Linked DNA regions of Homo sapiens: region 2 is linked to region 1. A link is a contact called in ENCODE Hi-C or POLR2A ChIA-PET data. All regions are on one chromosome and are shown on one strand. The core of a region is the stretch at or near the end of the contact, and the rest is flanking DNA. Distances in the headings are between cores, read along the strand shown. Region 1 overlaps SLC8A1 (solute carrier family 8 member A1). Region 2 holds the start of SLC8A1 (solute carrier family 8 member A1).

Region 1 (7,310 bases), core at 1,228-3,727:
AGCTCTCTGGGGATAGTGATCGCTCCATTCCAGGCTGCAGAAAGCTAATGCCCTGTGGTTGGAAAACTCACCAAGGCTCAAAGCCTTCAGATGGCTAAGAGTTGATTCCAAGGTGCCAACTCCTTGCTTCTGCCCAGGAAAATGGCCAAACTCTCCTATAATACTAATCTATAAGAAATATGCTGGCCTTTCCACCCCAGCATGATTTCACACTAAAATGGCTATTTCTCACTCTTCAGATATTAAGTTTCTTAACATGTAAGAAAAGATGAAAGAATCCAAGGCAATAATGGAAAATATTCTTTTTTTTTTTAGCAGAAATATGTTAGAGTACAAACTTTGCCAGGCACTGGTAGCTACTGTGTTTTCACAGCCCTAGTCACATCTAACCATTTTCCTTTAAAATGACAGACTTAAATAAAAAAAATTCCTCTGAGGTGTCATAATAGAATCCTATGAAAAAGTAGCCAGAATTTAAAAACTTTTCTGTTTCAGAGAGTTCTAGCTTCCCATGAACAGCCTGAGTCTGAAAGCATATCAAAGCAATATGACTTCACCATCCATCTTCTGGAATTAATGAAGTAGCAGTGACTTTTCCTTATGAAAGGTCTGTTTGGAGGGCAATGTTGGAAACACAGTGCATTCAGCTGGCAGACCTTGAAGGCAAGATGTGCAGAAGAACTGACTGCACAGGAATCAGTCCTGAGCAGAGTGATTACCCCACAGTGTTTGGCTAAGCTGCTGTTATCCAAGGTTCTGCTGAATAAAACTCATAGAAGAACAAATGAACAAAGTCTGTCTTTAGGACTAGTTGGAAGCATTTACAGTGAACCATACCAAGTAAAACTCAAGAAAAAAATTTAGTTGCCCTATTTGACTCTGGCCAAAAGTTGCATGATTGCAGGGTAAACCCAATAAAAGCAGACGTTTTGAAGTGGAATCAGGACCACAGTTTGCGTATTTCAAGTTTCCCCTGTTGAGAATGTATTTCTAAAGTAAAAATGAGATAGATGTGTACCACATGCTTGTAGTGTATGTGTAACCAACCATATCCAAGATGTGCAACTATAAAACCTACATCTGGAATACATTTTTCCATTTCATCTTCTATGTGCACAGTTTAAAAATTAAGTATTGCCTAAGCAGAAAAAAAAGGAATTAAAACCTATGAACACTTTTAAAAGAAGAGAGGTTAATTGAGAAGCTATTTCTTAAACTAGTCTAAGACAGGTCATATGGCATAATGATTAACATCATAGGTCTCTGAGATGGACCTGTAGGGTCCTAGCTCAGCTTCTTATAACTATGTAACCTTGGTCAAGTTCCTTGACTTATGTAAACATCAGTTTCCTCATCCATGAAATGAGTCTCGAATGAAAGTAATGTATATAAAGCAGTCAACAGTCTGATATAAACCTCTTACCATTCTACGAGATTTAATTGTAGCTTAGAAACTGAACATGATGTCTATCTTGAGATATCTGTCTTGGTTTTAAAATGTGTTTTTCACAATATACATCACAGGAGAGCAGCAGATAGTCAAGAGAAGGAATGATTAAAAAAAAAAAAGTTTGACTTTTTAAGTAATATAAAACAAAATGACAATATTAATGCAAAGACGTCTGGTTTGGCCTGATTTTGCTAAATTCAGTGGTTCAAGTGGATCTTGTATATTACTAGTTATTTTCAAAGCAGAAGCAAACAGGTACATACAGCACAGAGTCAGAGTGTCCAAAAGTTTTACCCTGTCAACTTCCAGGATTGCTATGTTGTCCTCCCATGCACTCTGTCCTGAGAAAATGCCACTAACCCACTTTAGATTTGCACCTTATTCTTCTGGTGGACACGTGGCCTTTCACTGTGAATTTTGTCATAAGGAAAATAACGACTTGAATGTATTTAACGGACAATCAGTGTGACTACGTAGTATATGTTTAGAGCTGGAGAGGGATATCAGAGAGATCCGGTATAGGCTCCCAAACTAAAGAGCTGAGTTTCACTAGGGAGAGAGAGACCTGTACATGAACAGCACAAATCACAGAATCCCAAGTTTCTCCTATGTGCCACTTCCATAAGACTGAGTCCACTGGAGTGGGAATGATTCCTAATTTATACTGAATTATTCTTTTGATTATTTTCATGGCTATCACATATGGTACATATCCTAGGCCATTTAAGGTTGCTCAATTATATTGGCTGCCTATTTTTAACATAGCCATTTATGTAACTCAAGAGTCAGGAAGCTACCTTTGAACACTGTAAATTGTCAAATGGTTTTTGATTTCCTAGGTTCCTTATCACTTGGCAAATATGTACAGCAGACCTTTTCCAGAGAATGAGTGCACTGGGACTTATCCCCCAGACATTCCTTCTCTTTGTTAAACCCACAGTCTCAGGCAGGGACTCCAGCAACCCTTTCCTCGGGAGGAAGAAGCCTCTAGATTTCAGGAGTGCCCTCCAGTGGCTGCTCTGCTAACTAATCCTCTACTGATCTCCCCAAGGCTGACTGGGGCAGCACTTCTTGCAGAGCTAAAGCCCAGCTGAAAACTGAGGTAGGATCTTCTCACTTAGAAATATCCAGCAGTAGGAAAAGGCCTCGATCATTGCATAGACAGGCTAAAATTGACGAGTGCTTTCTGTCAGAAAGTTTGTGGGGTTTGGTGCATTTTTTTTTTTTTTTTTTTTTTGGTTTTTCATATCATGCACACCACTTGCCTACTCAGCTCCAAAAACAACATTCTCTCACAGCAACTGCCAGGGAAAAACATGAGGTGGAAAAATCAGAGTAACGTCTTCCCCTGGGGTGACATTATACAGGAAAAGTCATCGGACAACTCCCAGCCTGGCCTTCATAGGTCAGCAGGAAAGGCTGTCATTACCTTAGTGTTGTTGGGAAATTTAAAGAGATAATAGATGTGGAAACGCTCAGAAGGAGACTCACGTAGTAGATGCTCAGTAAATGATGGCTGTTAGCCTGTGGGTCTCTTCATGTGCACTGACGCTTTCCTAATGTATCTCCCACCACTAAACCAAGAGTGCAGTGTATTTACTTACTTCCTAACCCCCTAGTGAGGAGATACCAGGAAAGCTTCAAAATTTCTACATAGGAAAGCTTAGAGGAGGTGATCTGGTAAGAATGTAAGGCTTGCAGCTGTGTTTTCACAGCACTTTCCATTAAATTGCTCAGATGTTCATTTTTTTTAATAACAAAAGGGCTGCTGATGGGAGCGTTGTCCCCCAGACCCTAGACCCCTCAGTAATTACTCAGAAATGTCACAGTCTCCCTAGAAGCTATCCATTCTGCCCACTTTTCCTCTTACGTTGCTCCAGTTTCAAGTATTCCCCTTGAGGTTTTAGAAATAATGTTTGTTTATCTAGCACTTAGACTCATCAGAGGGAAGGAGGCACTAGAGCATTCACATGGAATTCCTCCCCCACTTGAATATTTGTCAGGAAAAAAAATAGATTCAACTATAAATGTGCAGCAGAGTTGGTGCCTTCCCACTGTGAATGTATTTTCAAGTGCACGGACCAATCCACCACAAAGGAAAAATGCAATACCCTTCCAAAAATACACAGTGCTGATGTGATGTTGCATTCCTTTGTTCATTTTCCCAGAGCCAGGTTACAGGGCCATAGGCTCCATTTGAATAGACTTCTTAGTCTAAAACAGAGGTAAAATCAAGCTCAAAGCCATGATGTTACTTTTTATTTTTTCTTAAATACTGAACTTAGACTTGAGAAATCTTTCTTTTCTTTTTCTCTTTTTTGAGACAGGGTCTCACTTTGTCACCAAGGTTGGAGTACAGTGGGGTGATCTTGGTCACTATAACATCTACCTCCTAGGCTCAAGTGATCCTCCCATCTCAGCTCTCAAGTAGGTGGGACCGCAGACACTACCATGCCCAGTTTATTTATTTATTTGTATTTTTGGTAGAGGCAGGGTTTTATCATGTTGCCCAGGCTGGTCTTGAACTCCTGAGGCTCAAGCAATCCACCCACTTTGGCCTCCCAGAGTGCTGGGATTACACGCCTGGCCTTTATTTTCATGAATTGAAAATAGCTCTGGTAAGTTGTGAATTAACTCAGTTAAAGATTTAGGGGTTTCCTTAATATTCCATGCATCACAGCTATGATATGTAGAAACTAAGGGCAATGAAATGAGCCTTCAATGTCTGTATTCCTGCTTTTACTGGACATTCAGTAGACACTCGTATCCACGTTTGGTGAAGGAATGAATGAATGATTTGGCAGAACTACCTTGTATATCTCTGCAATGATCTCAGATTTAGGAAAATAATCTTAATAACTATGGAATAAAGATCAAAGCCTCATTAACTTTGCTTTTATAAAAATGGAGACAGCAAAAAGTATACCTTGCATGTGAAGTTTGTCTTTCTCGTCTGACTAACTTTGCCCAGAGACAAAAATTTAGTCTCTTTTTTTCTAAGCAAGTCTAGAAAGTCTTGAAACACAAGGCATGGTTGTATTTGTATTCCTCTTTGGTTTCTTGTTGTTTCTTGTAATTATAGATACCATATTTTAAAATCTCTGGATTTTGGTTTGCTTCTGCCTAGATGGGTAAGGCAATACCATGAGTAAATGTTGAAAGAGATGCCTAATGCAAAGAAGTGGTGGCAGCTGTTTCTATGACATTTGTAGACCTTTGACATTCAAGACGGTATCCCTGTAGAGCTTCACAAAGGGAGAGTCGAGTTGCTGGATGCAACCATTGTTCTTGTTAGTGGATGGAGATTTATAATTATACCCTTGTCTGCTCAGAGCACATGCCATAGGGAGAAGCAACATAAACACAGGCAGCATGGCAGGCAATCCAGGACAACAATGAGGTTACAAATTACACAAAGCGATTTCACCATTCATGAAATAAGCCTTATTTGCAAATATGAAAGGAAATGTGGACCTTTTATCTTTATGTTTTAGTTTGTTTTCCAAAATTACATTCACAAAGAACTAAACAGGCTTTACTTAAACATCTTTGATGTTTTCAGTCTGGCTTGTGGTAAAATTCTAATGGACACATTTCTCCAAAGTATTGTCATATTCATATTCATATTCTCTGTCTCTCTCTCACACACACACACGCACACACACACACATCCTTCTCACACTTAAATTGTAAGGCGTTACCACTTTATATAACAATATATTTAGTCAAAATGGAGACATCATAGCCCCATCAATATTTATTTTCTGGAGATCTGCCCCGAAGTTAGTAGCAAACTATAGGAAATAGATCAAATTATTGAGTGGAACACTGCTTGGATTAGGAATTATGAATAATTAATATTTTCTATATTTTATCCCAGTATTCAACAACATAAACATATTGTTTTTAGAATAAGAAAAAAACTGATATCTATTTTTCTGTCTGTTGATAAATCTGATCTTACTAGATTGGAACAAATAGGCAATGCTTATGGTGAAAAAGCTCATAGTCCTTAGGGGCTATGACAAGTGACAGGTCACTCTCAAAGCCTGTGGAGTTCTTTTCTAAAGTAGAGGATTCAGTATGGGTGTCTGTCCCAGGCTCTGAATTGGGATTAGATGGACCACCTTCACACTCTTCTTTCCCTACTCTGTTGTGGTCTTCAGAATTTGAAAAGGCAGGAAGGTTAATCACACCTCAAGGTTAGGGGAGGGCAAAGAAGAGGTCAAAGGGGGACAGGTATTTATGGTCACATATCAGGTACTTTACTCACATTGTGCTTTTTAATACCTGTGAGGAAGGAATTTATTATTTAAATTTCAACTTTTATTTTTGACGGAGGGGGTACATGTGCGGGTTTATTGTGTGATGCTGAAGTTTGGGGTGTGGATCTCGTCATTCAGGTACTGAGTACAGTACTGATAAAGTAGTTTTTCAACCCATGCCCCCTATTCCAGGTAGTCCAGAGTGTCTATTATACCCACGTTTATGTCCGTGTATGCTCAGTGATTATCTCCCATTTGTAAGTGAGAACACGTGGTATTTGGTTTTCTGTTGCTGTGTTAATTCGCTGAGGATTATGGCCTCCACTTGCATCCATATCACTGCAAAAACCATGATTTTGTTCTTTTTTATGGCTGTGTAATATTCCATGGTGTATATATACCGTATTAGCTTTATCCAATCCACTGTTGATGGGCACCTGACTTGATTCCATGCCTTTGCTATTGTGAATGGCATAGTGATGAACGTGCAAGTCCATGTGCCTTTTTGGTAGAATGATTTATTTTCCTTTGGGTATATACCCAATAATGGGATTGCTGGGTTGAATAGTACCTCTGTTTTAAGTTCTTTAAAAATCACGGAAGAAATTTATTGTCTCTATTTTAAAAGTGACAAATACACATGTGGGTCACTTTTTTTTGAGTCGGGGTATCATTCTGTCATCCAGGCAGTAGTGCAATGGCAATGATCATGGTTCACTGCAGCCTTGAACTCCTAGGTTCATGCAATCCTCCTGCCTCAGTCTCCTAAGTAGCTGGGAGTACAGGCAGGAGCTGCCATGCCCGACTTCACTTTTAAACTAGAAAAATGTGCTTGGTATGTAGTGAATGCTCAAGAAATATTTATGGAATGAATTATTCTAGTAGTACAGATTTATATGGCTTTGCATAGCTTATATATCTGTGTATTTATACAAAAAAGTGTTCATAAATGCACATTCATGTCCAAACATGTGAACAATAGAGAGACAGCCTCTCTGGGACTTGTTGGATATAGCAGGAATTTTTTTATTTCTCTAATACTACAGTGGGGTTTGCTTCAAAAACTCCTCTTAACCAATCCAAATAATGTCATTTCCCAGCTGTGGTGTTGCATTGGGTCCAGTTCAAGTGCCAAAAGCTCAGCCGAGAGGAAGCCAAAACAATCACATCCTGAATGGTTAGAGTATTTTCTACCCCTCATCACTGTATGACACACTGTCTCAGGGGCCTTCTAGAGCCTGGGGAGTCCTCCGCTCCGTCGGAGACTTGACTTGGCACAGAGCCTGCCATGTCGTCAGCCCTTAACAACAGTTACATAATAAGTACTCTCTGTATCTAGGGATAATCATTTCCCACTCATATTTTATAACTGTGAAGGCTTCCTTTCCCCCAAATATTATGCCATAACTGTGTGCACAAAATGATATACTGGAGTCCCAATTCATCATCAGATAGTTTTAAGCTAAGCTCCATAGATGTTTCCCAGGCTCTTGACTTGGAGGTAAGCGCTGGTTTCACAGTTGGCTTCATTATGAGCCTGGGACATTTCATTCACATGACTTCGGATTACAGAAGAGGTGAAGCAGTGGTTACAA
Region 2 (7,310 bases), core at 1,439-3,938, 210 kb before region 1:
AAAGGTTTGATTTGCCTTGGGGCCCTGGAACCATTATAAAAATGCCTTTAAAGAGAAATGAAAGGCAAAGAAAATTAGGGGCTCAGAAACTGACTGAACCAAAAAGGATGCCAAATCACTAGGCACTAGGCTGCCTCTCCAATAGTTCTAGATAAACAGAAGACCATTTAATATTGTTTTTTTCCCAAGAATCCAAATCAGTCTAAAAGCAGTTTCGATTGGAAAAGAGGAAGAATCAAGTGGCCAAGATGTAGCCTTTCAGTTTCAATGGTCAAAGCAAAAAAAAAAAAAAAAAAAGTCTTAAGACAGACTTTGGGCATCACTGGAGTATAAACATTTAAAGAACAGGGTTCTTGTCACTCCATGTCACAAACATGCCTAAAATTTCAAGAAAATCTCAGCTTTCACTAAGCGGCCCGTCATAGCAATAAGAGGCTACACTCTTTCCACAAAATCTATTCCAGTGAAATATGGCCCACTCACATTTTCATTTAGCTTTCTCTTGGTTCCTTCATTTGGCTGTGTTCTATTTCCTATTGAGTGGAGTCTTTAGTTATAAGCTTTCCTTAGTGTTATTTAGAAGGCAGCCACTTTTCTCTCCAAGCCCCTTTCATTGAGTGTGAGCCAAATATCTGCTACTCACACTGCCTTAAATTCAGGGACTCTAAGTAATTTTTGGTAGAGGACATATTCTAAAAGAGACAGTGACCTTCTGTCTCTCCCCACAGGTCATTCTGTTTATATCCACTAGTAAGTGTAGTCTAACCAAGTTGGTGTGGAAAGTAGCTTCCAAGAAAATTTAACTTATAGCAAGGAAAGAAAAATGTTCTTAGGCAAGAACGATTCCTGCAAATTTTATAAGACGTGAAGCAGCTTAGAGTGTCCTCTACAAAGCCAGTATCCAAGACTGCTGGCAACAGACCCGACTAATTAAAGTGAGGTCCTCATTCAGACGGCCTCAGCATCACTTCAACACTTGCCTACCCCAGGCCTGCTCCAGGTCTATTGAAAAAGAATCTGCAATCCCCATGTGATTCATACTCACATTCATGTTTGAGGAGTATTGGCCTAGAGCAGTGGTTCTCAACCTTCATTGCACATAGGAATCAACCAGGCATCTTAAAAACAAATTAAGGCTGTCTGGGGCCCACCTGCAGAGAGTCAAAGTTAATCAGTTTGGGGGTGTGGCCTAAGCACTGGGATTTTTAAAAACGGCCCAGGAGATTCTGAGGTGCAAGGAGGGTTGAGAGCCACTGGCACAGGGGCAGAAGAGGCTATTTCTTCCATTCCGCCCCCTCTTTGTTGCGGAGGCAAACTGAGGTTCCTGGAGTCAGAATCTATCAGTCGTGGTGACTGCCCTGGTTGCACTGTAAGTATGGGGGGACGTCTCCACGAAAAAAAACTAACTTTCTGCCTTGTGCTCTGCAGGTCCCTCCTTCTCCCACCTTCCCCAAGTAGCTGCTCCTGACCCCCCCACACACCTTGGCAAACGACACCAGTGGCCGATAGCAACTGGTGTTTTAAAAATACTAATTTGGAGCCCCATTTGAGACCTACAACGGGAGAGTCTGCATCAGATTCGGCCTCAGATTCTACAGCATCTGACTACATTCCCAGGTGTGTGTGATGCGCAGCCAGGTTTGGAAGCTAGTGAACTCCACAGTAGGTCTAGCCTTTCACCACGTGAAGTCATTAAGGGTTTGTAAGAATGAATGAGCTGTCAAGAGAGGAAAGGCCTGGTGCAGTGTTCCTTTATTAATTATGAGGAAAGTGATTTATTGGCAATGATAATGCTTCTCTTGGAAAGGGCAAAGAATGGTTCGTCGATTGCTGCATTAGGTTTTTTCCCACTCAACCTTAATGCTCGGCTTTTACTCCTCACTGTAGTTTAAAACCAGCACGCCTTTCACACGAAACAGACTCTGGGTCTTTATTCCCAGGTGAAACGCATCTTTGAGGGAAATACCAACACAGAGACTCTGTCCCAGTTCTTGGCCGGGGGACACCCTCCCCCGAATATCTCTGTTTGCTTGTGTCAGCATCTAGTAGCCAACGTATAGTTGTGCATATCTGATACGTAGAAAAACACAGGGTGAGGATTAAAAAAAAAATCATTGATATATGCCCAGATCCTTTTGCTAAAAGAAAGCTTCCTTTAGCAGAAGGGCAGGAAGTGAGGGAAGAAAGATAGTTGGATTAACAAAGTCAGAGGTGAGAAACGGGTAGGCGAATTGGGGGTCAGGGTTCTGTCTGCGGAAGAGAAGAAGAGGGTTCAAAAGAAAAGTTGCAGCGCCTGTGTGCGCGTGTCATCGATGGGCTGGGTGCGAGAGACAGCGCTAGCGCGCGGCCACAACGCACTGCGGGGCCGAGAGCCGGCAGGAAATCGAAAAAGCTGCTCGCCGGCAGAGGCTGGGAGGCTGGAAGGGCTCCCCACCCGCTCGGTGCTCCAGAAACGCGCCGGCTTTGCCCCGACGCGATCGCCTGGGGAGCCCAAGGGGCGCGCAGGGGGCCCCGGGGCGCCCGGCAGCCGCGGGGCCGAGCGCGCGTGTGAGCGAGTGCGAGGCTGCGGGCGGCGGGCGGGCGAGTGTGCGCGGGAGGGAGGGGGAGCGCGCGCGCGCCCGGGCCCCGGCCCTCCCAGCCTCCCGGCCTCCGCGCCTGCCTCCCGCCCGCGCGCACCGCTGCCCGCTGCCGCGGCTCCCGCTCGCGCCGGCGCTGCACGGTAGTCAGCCCGCCGCCGCCGCCTGCTTTGTGCTTCCCACAGAAGATGGGAGCGACCTCTTCCTGATCGGGAGCTGTTTAAAAGGAGGGAGTGCGCCGTATTTTCTACTAGCGTGGAGGAACGGAGGAAGAATCCATTCACACTCCCCAAACCAGGTAGGATCTTATGATGGACAGGCAGAAGGCATTTAGTCAGAGACCAAGAACTATTTTCCATTTGCTGCTCATAAGGCTACACTTCCCTCTGCTTTGGCAAACGAGCGGCTTCTAAATTTGTGTGTGTGTGTGTGTGTGTGTGTGTGTGTGTGTGTGTGTGTGTGTGATGTGGTGTGTGCGCGCCTGCACATTTTTCTGGGTGTCCGCGCTTCCCAGAGTGAAATTGCTCGGGCTGGTGCGTCTGGGCGTGAGGGTGCCTGCCTGCCTGCCAGTGCAGGCTGCCGGAGGAAGAAAGGGCTGCTAAGGAGAGATGCTGCACCCTGCACCGCGCTGGGCTCTGAGGATTCAGGGCGCGAAGAGCTAAGTCCACCCCGAATGCAGAGCTGCTGGGGATCCAGGCGTCCCCACCCACTGGACTCTTCTCCGCGGACATCCCTCCTTCCGGTAATCCCTGGGGTCTTTCCCCAAGGCCACATTTCCGAGCCCCCTGTTTTCCAGCGGGCGTTGGGTGCTCATTCACCACGGACTGCGGAGAGGAGGGAGGTGTGGCGGGGCAGAGACAGACGAGGAAGAAATGTAGGGGGTAGCAGGGAGTGGGCTGCGGGGTCCACGTCTCTGGGCACTGTGCCGTGGTGTGCTTTGGGGATTCTGCACACACAGGCATCTTTCCCCAAGAGATTGGAAGGGAACTTTGCAGCTGCATTCTCTGCCTCTGGAGCTTTGCTGGCTCTTGGGGGAAATGGTCTGTGTTCTGAGATGTGAAGATATCCTTTTTGGCTCCTCCTTAATGAAGAAGAGGGCGGTCTTATAGCTGGACAGCCGGCCAAAGAAACCAAATCCGCCCAGGCGATGCTCTTGAAAATACAGTACGTGTGCATCCTTGATTCTTTAAATCCACCCCCTGCATCACCCCCGCCTCTTCTCTATCCCCCCCACCACCCCGTGGATTCTGTTGCTGTTTGATGAATGGCTTGGGCTGGCAATTTGTATTTCCCTCTCCAAAGTGGTAGTGGTTGAGTTGAGAACAGGGGTGATGAAATTTAACAAAGCATTTTTAGAAGAGAGCAATGTGCATGTTGTACGCAGTCATTGGAAAGTCATGCTTTGCGCTAGGTATCCTTTTGAAGCCCCCGAACCTGGCTCTCCTGAAGCCGCTCTCTCTCTCTCCTGCTAGTCAGCTACTAGTGGTTGTGAATATAACAATACAAACTTTGTCCTGCTGGAGGTGTAAAGACTAAAAAGAGAAAAAAAGGATATCAGTGGGAGGTGTAGTGGAAGAAGCTTTTTAAAAAATGACAGATGTGGTGAAGACAGTACAAGCGTCCTGATCATGGAGGAGCCTCTAGCTGAGTAGGTGGAGATTTCTGATCAGATCTGGTTAAAGGCATTGCTGGAGTATCTCCAGATATGAGCAGTTGAACATGCACAATCTGAGACTTGTGCGAAGATTTCCCAAGGGAAAGAGGGAGCCACCAGGAGAGAATTCTGAAAGTATACCTCTCTTTCCCATGCCCCCACCAGCGCGCGCGCGTGCACACACACACACACACACTCACATGCTTTCTCTTTCTCTCTCAAAGCTACTCCTGCAGCGAGTCAGAAAAAAAAAGGAAAATGAATCTAGATGTTTCATTCATTTCAAATAAGAAGACAAAGCCGGAAGAGGGATGATTGGTTTTAGGTTCCTCTTTCAAATCCTGTGTTACTTGGATTGAGCTCCCTGGGTTTGCTAAACTTGCTTAATTGGGAGGTTAGGCGGGTGTGAAAGCAGGAGGAAGGAAGGGAAAACTAGCTCCATCTTTGGGGCCTTGTGAGTGAGAAGGTGGGGGAGGACCAACTTATTTCATCAAGAGGCAAGATGTGTGCTCTTAAATGGTTTTCGTTTTACAAATTCTGCCTGCTTGAAGAATTCCATTTGGATCTCACGGCTCTTTAGCTAAGATTTCTCACACCTGCTATAAAAGAAGCCCTGATTTTGTCCCCTTAAAATGGTTGTTGTCTTTTTTTAAAAAAATGATTAATTCCTAGAAAAACAACAGCAACAAAAAGGACTGAACAGAGATAAACCATTATTTATTGTTGAGCTGTATAGGGCTACAAAGGATGTAAGAGTGTCATGATAATCAGACTTTACTGTCTTGAAAGCTTAACAGGGCTGAAGGAGGAGAGTAATGAACTAAAATATGAAGGCTTATTTTCTATGTATCTATCTACCTATGTCTTTACTTTAATATTATTATATAGTGGTTCCTACTGTAACGTTTCAGATTAAGCACATAGCCCTTTTGTTGACCAGGGGAAGAAAAGAGCATGGGAGTAACAGTGCTTTGACTCCCAATAAAATTACAAATGGAAAGTGAGGTATAGTCAGTAACATCTATAGGACTATTTGCAGGAATTATGTTAATTGCTCTGTTAAGCTTTCTGTGTTTTGAAAAAATAAAATATATTCCAAGAGAACTTCAGCATCTGTTAAAAAGCTATGTTTAACATGCTTTTGCCAGGCAAATATAGACTTTTATTTACTTGCAAAATAAACACATGATTCCTCTTAGTATTCAATCTATTTCTTTGACAAAATAAATGATGAGAAAAGCTGTGCAGATCCAAGGAAGTTGCAATTCCCCTTTAAAAAGCCAGCCAAGGCATTCATTTAGCTCATAGATGTGGTTGTCTCAAAGTAAGTGCATTTTGGGACATTAATGTCTGTGTGTTTTTTTTTGTTGTTGTTTTTTGTTTTTTGTTTTTTTTTTTTAATGTTGCAATTCAGTGAGACAAGTTCTTTCTTTGTGATGCCTTTTAGGTACAGGGAGGATAGTATATAGATAAGAAGGAGACTGCCCTAAAAATATGGCAATAAACAAAATTCAAACTGAAATATAAATTAGATCTGGAAAAAGAAATGCAGCCTCTAGAAGAGGCTGTTAGAGCACATATGTTGCATGTTTTATATTTTCGTAGTATGTTGCTTTCAAGTAAACATTAAATTGTCACTTTATATTTGCTAAGAATTTAGGAATCAACATGCTATTATCTCTCTACTCTTCCTGGTCCCTTTATCTTTTTGTTTTTGCCCCCAAGGATAAATGTGTTTTGCTAAAATATTATCCAAATATCACCCATACTTGTAGTTAAATCCTTCATCATAACCTCCCATACCTCATACACCCCTCATCATAACCCCTACCAAATGGTCTCCCATCTGACCAAATTCTACTGCTCCCTCTTGTGGCAAACGTTCTGCCTGACTTTCTCTGGGTTCCAGAATCCTATCTGACATCACTTATGGTTCCCTTAGCTGTCTATCACTTTGGCTCTAATTCTTGGTAGTAAAGGTGGCTAACAAAACCAGTGGATTTCTGTACTAGCTGTTTCCACTTTTCTTTTTAAACGAAGGTATTTCTGTTCCCTAGAGATATAGCTGAGATTTAGTGGAAATAAATATCAGGTGTTTTCTGACCCATTGGGATGGACTAGATTCTGAGAATGTGAGCTTTCAGCGTCTGCCTTTGAGATTCAGATTTGGATTCAGGACTAGTCCAATGGGGCCTCATTAAGTGCAGCGGGATTACTTTCGGTTTTCTTTCTTCCTCTTCCAAAATCTCTTTTTCTCTCTTTCTCTCCCTGGCCTCCCCACTCTGTCACCTTCCATCCCCAGTCCTCCATGCACACATATACATTACAAAATACGTTTTACACAATATATATTTTGAAGACCTAATCAATGACTAGGTTCTCAGTAGTACTTATTAATCAAACAGTCCATTTTCTGATGTATTTTCCAGTGCATTGACTTATAAGACAGTTGCTCGTAGTCCTTGCTGCCTCAAGTGATTTTTGTAAGTTCTCTTTGCAGAGACTATATTGAACAGTAGGTGTTTTAAATTTACATTTGTGATTGTCCTTTGATCTGCCCAGCCAAGAGTGTAGACAGTAACAAGACAAAAGTTTAAGTGAATCACATTTCCACCTTACCTGAAACTTCCTAGTGAGTTTCAGTAGAAGGAGGGGAACATGTGGAAGAGGAAAAGCTCTGGCAGCTGAAGCAAAGAAAATGCTTTTGTGATCAAGGGCAAGTGCATTGCAGGCAGCAGTCTATACAGTGATTTGAGGGTGGGCAAAGCATTCCCAGGTTCAAAGCATTTATTTCTTGGGCAAAATAGTATCTGAAACTTTCACAATTAGAACCATTCATTTGAATAAAGGAATTCTATCTAATAGACCCTAATAAAATGAAATATTATCCGAGAAGGAGCTACCATTAATTCTCACAAATCATTAGCATATGTTCTTTCTTTTTTTTTTTTTTTTTTTTAACTTGGATTGGTTTATCAGGTCAACTGGCAGACAAAGTCCTGGGGGCCTGGAACACAGGAAAATACAGAGAATGTGAAAGAGGTTTAAAACTAGGTTGCTGCCCAGTTAGTGCACTCAGG

Evidence for each region. A loop is a pair of places that touch in the nucleus more often than their neighbours do. ChIA-PET counts read pairs that join two places held with the same protein, here RNA polymerase II (POLR2A). Pooled maps may share reads with other maps.
Region 2: a map of heart left ventricle shows a loop between it and region 1 (8-fold over the local background). The contact joins the promoter of SLC8A1 here to the enhancer-like site in region 1. A Hi-C loop is called at or near these places in 21 of 168 maps with a recorded cell type or tissue (IMR-90, MCF 10A, OCI-LY7 and 14 more), 4 of 37 single-sample maps with no recorded cell type and 21 of 50 pooled maps. POLR2A ChIA-PET finds 5 or more read pairs at or near these places in 2 of 52 experiments (BJ and HEK293).

The regions. Positions count from the first base shown.
Region 1 is chr2:40,239,943-40,247,252 of GRCh38, reverse strand. The region is part of intron 2 of SLC8A1 (solute carrier family 8 member A1); the gene reads left to right. All of the region lies in intron 3 of SLC8A1-AS1 (SLC8A1 antisense RNA 1), which reads right to left. Among named protein-coding and RNA genes, the nearest start is that of SLC8A1, 210 kb to the left of the region's middle. RefSeq lists an enhancer at 4,443-4,993. Within about 2 kb of position 2,477, at least 8 of the 41 ENCODE cell types and tissues checked have a DNase peak (open chromatin) inside an H3K27ac peak, as active enhancers do; they include ascending aorta, heart left ventricle and heart right ventricle, where a contact is called at or near this core.
Region 2 is chr2:40,447,468-40,454,777 of GRCh38, reverse strand. SLC8A1 (solute carrier family 8 member A1) reads left to right here and starts at 2,688. Exons shown (of 11, transcript NM_021097.5): 1 at 2,688-2,874.